Regions from separate parts of the Homo sapiens genome. Here regions 2, 3 and 4 are each linked to region 1. Evidence: chromatin contacts called from ENCODE Hi-C or POLR2A ChIA-PET data. All regions are on one chromosome and are shown on one strand. The core of a region is the stretch at or near the end of the contact, and the rest is flanking DNA. Distances in the headings are between cores, read along the strand shown. Region 1 holds the start of ARNT (aryl hydrocarbon receptor nuclear translocator). Region 2 holds the start of CA14 (carbonic anhydrase 14). Region 3 holds the start of MRPS21 (mitochondrial ribosomal protein S21). Region 4 holds the start of PRPF3 (pre-mRNA processing factor 3).

Evidence for each region. Hi-C counts contacts between places; a loop is a spot of excess contacts on that map. ChIA-PET counts read pairs that join two places held with the same protein, here RNA polymerase II (POLR2A). Pooled maps may share reads with other maps.
Region 2: a pooled map shows a loop between it and region 1 (2.9-fold over the local background). The contact joins the promoter of CA14 here to the promoter of ARNT in region 1. A Hi-C loop is called at or near these places in 8 of 50 pooled maps. POLR2A ChIA-PET finds 5 or more read pairs at or near these places in 2 of 52 experiments (AG04450 and HEK293).
Region 3: a pooled map shows a loop between it and region 1 (4-fold over the local background). The contact joins the promoter of MRPS21 here to the promoter of ARNT in region 1. A Hi-C loop is called at or near these places in 1 of 168 maps with a recorded cell type or tissue (CD4-positive, alpha-beta T cell) and 8 of 50 pooled maps. POLR2A ChIA-PET finds 5 or more read pairs at or near these places in 1 of 52 experiments (activated T-cell).
Region 4: a loop to region 1 is called in a pooled map, with 7 times the contacts of the local background. The contact joins the promoter of PRPF3 here to the promoter of ARNT in region 1. A Hi-C loop is called at or near these places in 1 of 37 single-sample maps with no recorded cell type and 8 of 50 pooled maps. POLR2A ChIA-PET finds 5 or more read pairs at or near these places in 1 of 52 experiments (A549).

Annotation. Positions count from the first base shown.
Region 1 is chr1:150,875,116-150,877,939 of GRCh38, reverse strand. It overlaps ARNT (aryl hydrocarbon receptor nuclear translocator), which reads left to right and starts at 1,341. Exons shown (of 22, transcript NM_001668.4): 1 at 1,341-1,397. The coding sequence starts at 1,373. RefSeq lists silencers at 1,009-1,282, 1,286-1,715 and an enhancer at 2,776-2,824.
Region 2 is chr1:150,256,396-150,259,219 of GRCh38, reverse strand. It overlaps CA14 (carbonic anhydrase 14), which reads right to left and starts at 1,446. Exons shown (of 11, transcript NM_012113.3): 1 at 1,037-1,446. The coding sequence starts at 1,091. RefSeq lists an enhancer at 2,562-2,824.
Region 3 is chr1:150,292,380-150,295,203 of GRCh38, reverse strand. MRPS21 (mitochondrial ribosomal protein S21) reads right to left here and starts at 1,343. Exons shown (of 3, transcript NM_031901.6): 1 at 1,306-1,343; 2 at 755-869. The coding sequence starts at 837. LOC105371434 (a long non-coding RNA gene) reads left to right here and starts at 1,384. Exons shown (of 2, transcript XR_922129.4): 1 at 1,384-1,572; 2 at 1,707-1,904. RefSeq lists an enhancer at 996-1,055.
Region 4 is chr1:150,320,183-150,323,006 of GRCh38, reverse strand. PRPF3 (pre-mRNA processing factor 3) reads right to left here and starts at 1,474. Exons shown (of 16, transcript NM_004698.4): 1 at 1,415-1,474. RefSeq lists enhancers at 1,376-1,425, 1,616-1,665, 1,795-2,360.

The DNA of each region.
Region 1 (2,824 bases), core at 92-2,591:
TAAAAACTCCTCACTGGCCAGGTGTGGTGGCTCACGCCTGTAATCCCAACAGTTTGTGAGACCGAGGCGGGCAGATTGCCTGATGTCAGGAGTTCGAGACCAGCCTGGCCAACGTCGTGAAACTCCATCTCTACTAAAAATACAAAAAACATTAGCCAGGCGTGTGGCGTGCGCCTGTAATCCCAGCTACTCAGGAGACTGAGGCAGGGGAATTGCTTGAACCGGGGAGGTGGAGGTTGCAGTGAGCCGAGATTGCGCCACTGCACTCCAGCCTGGGCGACAGAGAGAGACTCTGTCTCAAAAACAGACAAACAAAACTCCTCACTCTGTCCCTGTCACTGACCAAAGAAGTTACCCATTCTCAAATTACTTTCTTCATCTATTGCCTCCAATTTTGGCTGGCAATATCTCCCATACCAAACCGTTAACACCTGGATCCTTTTAGACTACCGGTTCCATAGCAGGCATTCAAAAGTTAGTCATTTAACTTTTTCACCAGGGACAAAAGTCCTTAAAAGAGGAAAAAAACTGGAAAGGATTACAAATCACCATGTGATGTTTAGGTGCTCTTTAGCACCTAAAGAGGATTTACAAGATACATTGTCTGCACGGCAACCACTCAGACGAATCCACCACCAAGCGAAGGTTTTTAGTAAAATATCCTTTTTTTTTTTTTTGAGACGGAGTTTCGCTCTTGTTGCCCAGACTGGCGTGCAGTGGCGCTATCTCGGCTCACTGCAACCTCTGCCTCCCAGGTTCAAGCGATTCTCCTGCCTCAGCCTCCCAAGAAGCTGGGATTACAGGCATGCGCCACCACGCCCGGCTAATTTTGTATTTTTAGTAGAGACGGGGTTTCGCCATGTTGGCCAGGCTGGTTTCGAACCCCTGGCCACAGGTGATCCGGCCGCCTCGGCCTCCCAAAGTGCTGGGATTACAGACGCGAGCCACCGCGCCCAGCCTAAAATACCCATTTTAATTGCATTTCAATGACGTTACTCGGTCATTGACCTCTTACGCAAGGAGGGCGAGATTAGGGAGACAGCTGGACTTCTTCCTCGCCCTCCCTTCACTGGACTGGCTGGCGCAGTGAGTAGCCCTGCCCTTGGACGATTTGGCATTTTCATTGGTCAATTTTTCTTAGGAGGCTGGCCGTGTGTTGACTCCGCCTACTATATAGGCGGGGTCTCCCCGCCGCAGGGGCTGGGATGCTGGGGGCTGCTGAAGCCGCCATCTTGGATTCCGCGGTAGCGGAGGCGGCGGTCAGGCGCCGCTTCTGGGGAGTGGCCTTTCTTTTCCCCTCCCTCCCGGTTCGGTGGCGGCGGCTCCTCCCACTGGGGGGGGGGGTGGCGCGGCGGCGGTGGCATCTGCGGCCATGGCGGCGACTACTGCCAACCCCGGTGAGGAGACGGAGGACTGGGGCGCCTCTAAAGGGGAGGGGCCGAAGGGGCTGACAACTAAGGAGACCCAGGGCTGAGGGGACGCAGCTGGAGCTGAAGGCGCCGGGGCGGGGCGGGGGCCGCGAGAGACGGTGGGGGAGCGGTGACCTGGGGAGGGGCCCGATCCCGGGGACTTGGGTAGACTCGAGTATACCCAAGGGAGCGAGGGGGCAGGTGGGAGTTGAGGGGGGCTCCCTGTCCTGACCTCCGTTGGAGCGGCAGCCAGTGCGGGGCTGGCCCGCCCTCACTCCTCGGTCGGCGTCTGGTCTGTGATGTGGTCCTCTTTTAACCCTCTGCCCGCTGGAGCCGCTTGATGCCGAAAACTGTAGGCAGAGTGTCTCGGTTTACTTTAAGAGTAGTTTGGATTCATAAACCCTGGACCACACTGCTCTTTAGTTGAGGCGTTGCTTCCAAACATTTAAAGGTTTAGATTTTAATTTAAAAAATAAAAAATGGACATTCTTTGATATATACGACGTTTCTTTAGGCTGTTACCTCCCACCCGCAACCCCCGTCCCCGTCTCCGTCCCCGGACTATACTTTGAAACTTAGATCTTGTGTTAAGAGGGCCTGTAGGTCTTTGCCTGCTGAGGGCAGGGGTTTGTGTAATGGTTATGGTTCCGGACAGGTCTTTAGTTCCACAGCCCCAGGTTTAAATCTTGTTAGGCCTACGTCGAGGCAATTTCCAAACTCTTTCAGAAAAGTTTGATTCCACACCATTTCTCAATTTCAAAAAATAATCAAATATCAAAAAGGTTTGGTCTGTTTTGTCTAAGAGATGGAGTAGGGTGTAGTGCAGTTCTAGAGAGATCAGATCTTCAAATTACTAGTCCCAGCCCTCTTTCCTCTATGTTACAGTTATTCCTCTTTAGAAGGCATTTCATTTTAGGGGTCTAGTTTATCTTGGAGACCTTGGTTATTCTTGCCAAATAAAGTCTATCCTTTTCCAAAAACCAATATATTTGATAGCCTTAAAAAGGGCCTTGAGATATGTGTGTGTGTTGCGTGGGGCGGAGAATTTCTTGAAAATAAAACAGTAGGAGTGATTACCCCCATCCCCACGTTGAAATTTAAATTAGATTTTTTTTCATGTTACTGAAAGGCAGTATGATTTTGCAATATCCAGATTTTGATAGGACAGTTGAATCACTGAAATTTCTTTTCTACCGTGTTTCTGGGAATAGCTATTTTAAGAAATGGTTAATTTGTCACGTCATTTTTTTTTAATCTTTTAAATTTTTTTTGAAGGAAAGGGAGGTAAAATTAATCGCAAAAATTACATTGCAGGAAGTGCTGAGTGATAGAATAAAACTATAAAACAGGAAAAATGCCGTTATGTCAAACCTGACCTTGTAGTAATATAACCTATCTGTGAACTATGGAATAAA
Region 2 (2,824 bases), core at 197-2,696, 620 kb after region 1:
TCCCTTAAATTCCTCAAACTTGTGAGATGTCCTGCTCTTATCCTTGACCTATTCTGCTAGCCCAAGGGAGAGCTGGAGGCAGCCTCTCATTTTACCATATCTGTGGGACCCCCCAACAACTCAAACTCCCTGGTCTGTAAAGGTGCCTGTCCACTCTGGTCAGAGCCTCAACACACTTATTCTGTCTCTTCCTCCTCTTTCCCTCTTTTTTTCTTTCTCCTCAGATGAGATTTGTGACTCTCCATTTGGCTGCCTGCCTGCCCCCATCCTCTCTGCATTTGCCTTCTGCTCTCTGGACACCCACCTCACCCTGCTCTTTCCACAAACCTCAGTTACACACCTAGTATGTGCTGGACACTGTGCTAGGCACAGGAAACACAAAAATGAGGTCTAGGAGTTCCTGGGGACACTCCTGGAGCGCTTCAGCCTGTTCTCCCAAGAATCCCTCCTCATCTCCTGGGAGCTCCTGAAAGTCCTTTGTAAACTGTAAAATGTCAAACAAATGTTGACTCTTACTGCCACTTTCAGAGGATAACTGGGGAGTTAGTCGCTCCACAGAATGAAGAGGGAATCTTGGCCAAAAGGGGATGAATTGGAGATCAGGGTCTGAGTTGGGCAGGAAGTATTCTTCCCCCTACCCCCATCTATCCATCTTTTTACTCCAGGCCTCTTTGACTCCCTATTTGGAGGAGTTTGTAAATAAAGAAGTCCAGGAGTCCTGCCTGGGACCAGGGCAGTGGGGGAAAGAGCTCTGGAGAAAATCTGTAGCCTGCAAAGAGATTCCAGCACTTGCATGTGTACACACTCTGCCTGCCTGCCGCTAGTTCTCCCCGACCTCCAATAACAACAAGGCTGGAGAGACAAAAGGTAAAGAAGGGAAGTGGTCTCCTCCACACCCCACTCTTTTTTCCTCATCTCTGAGCCTATTATTCCAGCCTCTAGGCTTCCTTTCACACCTCTCCTCCCCCCATTAAGCACACCTGGCGACATGTGAACATCAGCACAAATCCACACACAGACATTTAGTTGTACCTACCCCCATCTGCAGCCAGGATCCAAATCACCTCCAGCAGGAGGGCGGAGAACAACATAGTGTCCCAGGAAGGGGTGCAGGGGACTGGGAATTTGAGGACTAGAGGACTAGGACAGGCAGAGAGAGAGGGAGGGAGGAGTGAGAGAGAGAGAGAGAGAGCGAGCGAGCTCCTGGCGTGAGTGTATTTATCTCTGCTTCTCTTGCTGTCTCTGTCTCTGTGGGCTTCCAGGGGATTCGGTGTTCAGTAGGGTATCATGGGTTTCTGGATCCCCAGGACAAATCTCTTGCTGCCTCTTTGCCCTCTCTCTTTATCTCCCTCTGCAGTCTCCACTCCACTAGCTGGCCAGCGACTTTACAACTGCCTCCTGCTTTTAAGGTGGCTCTGAACTGGTGTATGTGGGGACGGGGGTGCTGCCTGGGCTGCTGGTGAACAGCTCCTTAAATAGCCAATTAGGCATGCAGGATGGCCCCACTCGGAGCTGGAGCGCGGCAAGTTTCACTGGAGCCCTGGCCCTGGCTCAGGAGCCCAGCTGGGGTGAGCTCTTCCTTCCTCTGCTAGTCACACAGATGCTGTTTAGATGGGTGTTCCCTGGAGCAGGCAGGGTCAAGGAAGGGGCTTTGGGGTTCAACTCAGCCCCCTCAAAAGGACACTGTATTTTCATCCCCCCGCCTGATTTCTCCTCTGAGGAGCAGCTCCCTGGGTGGTATGCGGCAGATGGTGGGGGTACCTGTTCCCAATTCCCTGCATAATCTGAGCTGCCCTGGAATGGGAAGAGTCCAGAATTAGGAGATATATAACAAGAAGGAATTAGGGACTCAGGGTGCAGGGGAGGGGTGGAGGAAGTCAATAACTAAAACCTGAGTTGTGTCCTAAGTTCTAAGGAAGAGAAGTGAGGCAAGGAGAACTCATCTGGAGCAATCTCTTCTGTGCCTGCCACCACCCCCTTCCCACGGTGAGGCCTGGGTCCACGTGCCTGTGTGGCCTGGGGTGGGGGGAGTGCGGGGAGGGAGCGTTGTTTGCTGGATAAAGCCCATTTGTATGCCCAGTGGGGGAGGGGTGTAGCAGCACCATGGAGAGACAGCGGCTGTAACTGCCAGACCCAGCCACCTCCCTCTCCAGGGAGCCCAGATCTAGGGCGGCTTTTGTCACTGAAGAGGACACTGACCTCCGGCAGAGAGGCCAGGGCAGGAGGAAAGGAGAGACTTTAGGAACAATCACTACCACCATCAGAAAAAGGTGGTTTCCAGAGAAAGAGAGGGGAGGGTCTGGAGAGACCATGTGATCCAGATGGAAGAGGGGCTCAGGGTCTTCCTTCCAGCCCAACAAAGGGCTGAGGCAGGACATGTGGCACTGAATGAAACCTGCCACCAAGGAGCTGCGTCCGTGGAGCATGGAGGCTGCACGTCTCAGGAATGTGAACTGATGTTTGCTCCCCACGGGACTGGAAATCCCGATTGGAATGTACATCCTAAATCCCTCGTTAGAGAATGTGAAACCCACAGATACTTTCAAGCCAGACATTGAAACCTCTTTCTCCTCCATGCTCTTCACCAGAGGCACCAGCCAGGAGGATGCACCCATCTGAAGCTCCCTCTGCCCTCCTTGCTCCTGCCGAGTAGCAATAAATAGCCAAACAAAGGGAGCAGAAGCTAAATAAGGGAGCAGGATAAAAGCCAAATGAACAGAATAATGCATGTGCTGGATCATCAGCTCCTGCAGAGACAGGAGCTCACTGTGCCTTTCTATCCCCTGTGATTGATCTGCAAAGCCAAGCCATTTTGCTGATGTCA
Region 3 (2,824 bases), core at 94-2,593, 580 kb after region 1:
GCCAACACGGTGAAACCCCATCTCTACTATAAATACAAAAATTAACCGGGCGTGGTGGCGGGAGCCTGTAGTACTGGCTGCTCAGGAGGCTGAGGCAGGAGAATGGCGTGAACCCAGGAAGCGGAGCTTGCAGTGAGCCGAGATCGTGCCGCTGCACTCCAGCCTGGGTGACAGAGCGAGACTCTGCCTCAAAAAAAAAAAAAAAAATTAAAATTAAAATTAAAAGCGGGGAGGTGCGGGGGGTGATTACTTGTTGAATACAATTCATACAGTTAGGTTTGAGGAAGAACTTTTTTTCTTTTTTTTTGAGATAGAGTCTCACTCTTGCCCAGGCTGGAGTGCAAGTGGCTCGATCTTGGCTCACTACAACCTCTGCCTCCCGGGTTCAAGCGATTCTCCTGCCTCAGCTCTCGAGTAGCTGAGATTACAGGCGTTTGCCACCACGCCCGGCTAATTTTTGTATTTTTAGTAGAGACACGGTTTCACCATGTTGGCCAGGCTGGTCTGAAACTCCTGACCGCATGTGATCCACCCGCCTCGGCCTCCCAAAGTGCTGGGATTACAGGCGTGAGCCACCGCGCCCGGCCCAGAACTTCATTTTTAAGATAATAAACTGAGGGGCTGAGACGTTTTAAGAGACTGTGAACACCTGGGCTGGCACTGTTTTGAGAACAATCAACGAAAGGGGAAGGGAGAGAATAACCACCGCACTTCCCAGAGAGTCTAGGCATGATTCTGGTCCCTTAACAGTTACCTGTTTAGGGTCCTGTATGCGCTTTCCACGTTCCCTTCCTGTACCATCACAGTCCTGGCGATGAACTTCAGATGTTTTGCCATGACCTTGGATTTAAACCTTCACTCTGTAGAGCCTAAAGGATGATGGAGAAAGGGCGAGGAAAGCAGAAAGAGAAACGCAACATAATACAAACTACACCGCGCGGCTTATTTAGGATTTGGAAATTCAACATGCTCAGGGACGCGCGAGATGGAGCACATGGAAGTCATCCTAGAAAGTAGACGTGAATCGTTGTCTCTTATTCTCACTGCCAGTCCAAATCCTCGCATAGAGAAGAAAAGAGATGGCAGCAGGGCGTTACCACAAAGACGCGTCGCCGGGCATGAGAAGGACACGAGCGACAAGGATGCGCCACAGGGTCCCAACCACCACACATAGTTCCAAAAGGGGTTGAGTTGGGAGTTGGGGAAGGACTCTTTGTTGGTCTTTGGAAAAGGGGGCGAAAGCCCGCAAACCTGCCCTCTCGCCAAGCCAGCCTTCCTTTCCCCAAACCCTGCACAACTCCTCACCTCGCGCGCTCAGTACCTAGCCCACCGGAAGGGTTCTCACTACCGGAAGCGGAAATTACGGAATCGCCAGCGCCGCGCAAAGAAACAGGCCGAGGGAGACAACGTGCGTGGAAACCATAGCAACGTCCTTTCTGGCCTCTGTTGACTGCCTCTCTTCCCCGGGCCTGGACTCTACACCTGACAAAGCAAAATACTCATTGACTTAAATTCCCCCGAAACACGTTTCTCGCCCTCTCATGGAGTCGAAGTCCTTCGGCCTCTGAGAAGGTCAGCCCAATTTCATACCCCTTAATCCTGTGAAATCCTTGATAAATATTTGAGCCATTTCTCTTTCTCGATGGAAAACAAGAGAAGTAGGCGCTTCCTGAGGATGCTTCCTGTTTTCTCTTTGGAAAGGACAGACTCTTTGAGATCTGCTCTCCGGACGAAAAATAGATTGATTCATACACGTCATCTGCCTAAGTGCTAAGGAAAAGAAATAAACATACTGTGAGTTTCCTATATCATCTTCCCACTAATTTAACTACATAAAGTGAAATCAATAAAGATATATGGGAAACACCTGCAGGGTTTAGAATAAAAAATTATGTCAGCTTCTATGCCTTTTCGTGCTAATGAGACCTACTGAAAAACCTCCTTTTAAATTTCTTCTTCGCTGTGGAGACACCCGTCCTCCTATTTGTATGCTACCTGTACATATCCATTTATGGTTATTCACGTAAGTTAACATCTAATGGCTGTAGGAAAACGTACCTCCCTTAGAGAGAGAGTGCGCGCGCACGCTCACGCACACACACACACACACAGACACAGACACAGACGTGTGCATCATCAGTTGATGCTAATAACTTACACTAACACTTAAGCCCACCTCAGAGTAAGCCAGGTCCAAAGTAACGAAATAGAACTAGATTGGGACATTATTATGCTTGTCAACAAACTTTCACTGAATGACTACTCTGTGTCAGATACTGTTGATACCACTCTAGTGCCTCCTGGACCACTAGGACCACATAAAAGATACTAAAACAAAGTAGTATATAATAAATGCAAAATAAATTATATGGGCTGGACGCGGTGGCTCACACCTGTAATCCCAGCACTTTGGGAGGCCAAGGCAGGCGGATCACTTGAGCCCAGAAGTTCGAGACCAGCCTGGGCAACAAAGCAAAACTCCGTCTTTACAAAAAATATAGAAATTAGCCGGGTGTAGTGGCATGGCCTGTTGTCCTAGCTACTTGGGAGGCTGAGGGGGAGGATCACCTGAGCCTGGAAGGTCAAGGCTGCAGCGAGCTTTGATCACACCACTGCACCCTGGCCTGGGCAATAGAGTGAGACCCTGTCTCAAAAAATTAAAAATGAATAAATAAATAAATAGGGCCAGGCGCGGTGGCGCACGCCTGTAATCCCAGCACTTTGGGAGGCTGAGGCGGGTAGATCACCTGAGGTCAGGAGTTTGAGACCAGCCTGGCCAACATGGTGAAACCCTGTCTCTACTAAAAATACAAAATTAGCCAGG
Region 4 (2,824 bases), core at 225-2,724, 560 kb after region 1:
GCTACTCTGGAGGCTGAGACAGGAGAATCCCTTGAACATGGAAGGCGGAGGTTGCAGTGAGCCGAGATCGCACCACTGCACTCCAGCCTGGGCGACAGAGCAAGACTCCGTCCCGGGGAAAAAAAAAAAAGGTGTCTAAATGGGAGTCAATAAATTGACTGACCTCAATTTCCAAGCTCAGCTATTCCCAGCAGTGCCACTTATCAAAGATCTGGGAATCATCTTTCAAGATGTTTTAAGACATCTTTTCTCCAAAAAATCCAGTCTGATTAACTTCTACATTCTTGGTAAGTTTAGCCTCTATACTAGAGTCTATAAGACTTGATGCCAAATAGACTCACTTTTGGTATATCCAAAGGAAGCTAGTAGATTGAAGTGATGAAACTAAGACTGAAAGATTTTCTGCCTCAGTGACAAGTTACGTGAGTAATTCTATGGTGGTTCTATTACCCCACAATGAGTAGACATACAGCGTACCAATTTCTACATATTACACATGTATTGCACAAAAGCGGCATATCCAGATGCCATAGAAAGTGAAAACAAGAGTTCACACAGAAACAGTTGGGACACTGAGCCCCACCATTTACAAGCCCTTGGGCAAGTTAAGTAATTCTTTGGAGCCACAGTTTACCATCTTACAAAATGAGTACTGCCATATTTACATCCTAATTCATTCAATAAATATTTATTGAGTAACTACTAAGTGTCAAGCAATGTACTAGGTGCGGTGGATACATAAAACAGTGAGCAAAACTAACAAGAGTCCTCACCTTAACGGGTCTTATATTCCACTAGAATTGAATGATAGGCTAGAAAGTATAAGCAATTTGAAAGCCCAAAGCAATAAATGAGGTGCCACTGTTACCTCCATAAGATGACGTGCAAACTAAACAGCCAATGGATAAAAAAGTTTCAAACGGTAATTAGCCTTGTCACTAATCAAATGCTCAACAATAACTGCGAGGTGCGGGGGTAGTGGGGGTGCGGAAGGAAAGCGAGGTACAATGATCTCTCCTCTCAATGAGCAGGCAGCAGAATCCAAATCCAGTCTTCAGAAGGAATTCCTTACTCCGTGCTCTTGTTTGCTACAACCTGAGTTTCCCTCTGCAGCCCCCCACTCCCCCGCTAATCTTCATTTTTACTCTCTCCGTCACTCCAACCAGTCTCTTACTCTACCTTGTTCTACCTAAACTCCTCACCCCAGAGCTGGTCTCCCAACCCGGTCTCCTTCCCGCCCCCGCCCTTTTCCTCTCAACAATCTCATTCCAACCTCTTCTCCCACCAAACCAGGTACTCCTTTCACACTCCTTCCCGCTGAACCCTCCCGCTTCGGTCCTCCCCTTGGACTGAGTCCCCGGCCACAGTGGCGCGGACTGGAATTACCCTCTGTGGGCCCGGGGCCACTACTCACCTCACAAACTTCAGCCCCTGAGACGGAGCCCGAACGTTACACCGGAACCGGAAACCTTCTGACCGCCCTACGGCGTGCCGTCGCTACCGCCACCGCCGCCGCCACGCCGCTGTCTCCCAACACGTGACCAAGGAGGGCCGGGCCGCCAATTCGCGCAGCCGTATTTGCCACTTTCTTGGAGGCTGAACGCATGCGTCGCAGAACCGAAAAGTTTCCCTGAGCAATTTCCTTGCTTTCTATTTCCCAGGCTAAACCTATTAGCTAGATTTCTGCCAAGGTTTTTTTTTTAGCTTTTTTTTTGAGACGGAGTCTCGCTCTGTCGCCCAGGTTGGAGTGCAGTGACGCGATCTCGGCTCACTGCGAGCTCCGCCTCCCGGGTTCACGCCATTCTCCTGCCTCAGCCTCCCGAGTAGCTGGGACTACAGGCGCCCGCCACCACGCCCGGCTGATTTTTTGTATTTTTAGTAGAGCCGGGGTTTCACCGTGTTAGCCAGGATGGTCTCGATCTCCTGGCCTCGTGATCCGCCCGCCTCAGCCTTCCAAAGTGCTGGGATTACAGGCGTGAGCCACCGCGCCCGGCCGATTTCTGCCAAGTTAATGTCTTTAACTTCCTGAAGCGGAAATTGGGCTACTTGCTGTTTTCCTCATATGGAGAATAAGTGCGCAAAAGTAAACTTAGGCTAGAATGAAGAGCGAGGCTTCTGCGTTTGTGTTCAAACACAGCCTTTCTGGTAGAAAGTAAACCCTTTCTCCCTAATTTAACAGTGGTGTCAGGCCGGGCGCCGTGGCTCACGCCTGTAATCCCAGCACTTTGGGCTCAATAAATGACAAGTGAGACCTACCAGTATTGTTTTCTCCATTCTATCAATAGGTCTATATATTAACTTCTCTCCAAAATGAGGCTCTAACCTACTGACCCTTTATTTTTTATTTTTATTTTTTATTTTTTGAGACGGAGTCTCGCTCTGTCGTCAGGCTGGAGTGCATTCGGCTCACTGAAACTTCCGCCTCCCGAGTAGATGGGACTACAGGCGCGCGACCACCACGTCCAGCTAACTTTTGTATTTTTAGTAGAGACGGGGTTTCACCATGTTGGCCAGGATGGTCTCCATCTCTTGACCGCGTGATCCGCCCACCTCGGCCTCCCAAAGTGCTGGGATTACAGGGTTGAACCACCGCGCCCGGCCCCTACTGACTCTTTAAATCGATGATTCATAACAACATGTGTGTGGACAAAGATAGTTTGGAAAAAGATTGTCCAGTATTATGACACAATTTCTTATATGAGAAATGGAAAAAATTCCATTATTTTTATATTATAAACTATCCAAACTAAAGTTCCAAAATGTCTTCTTGGTGGTAGGCTGACTAGAAGATGCAGTTGTTCTTCAGGGAGGTTATTCACATTCC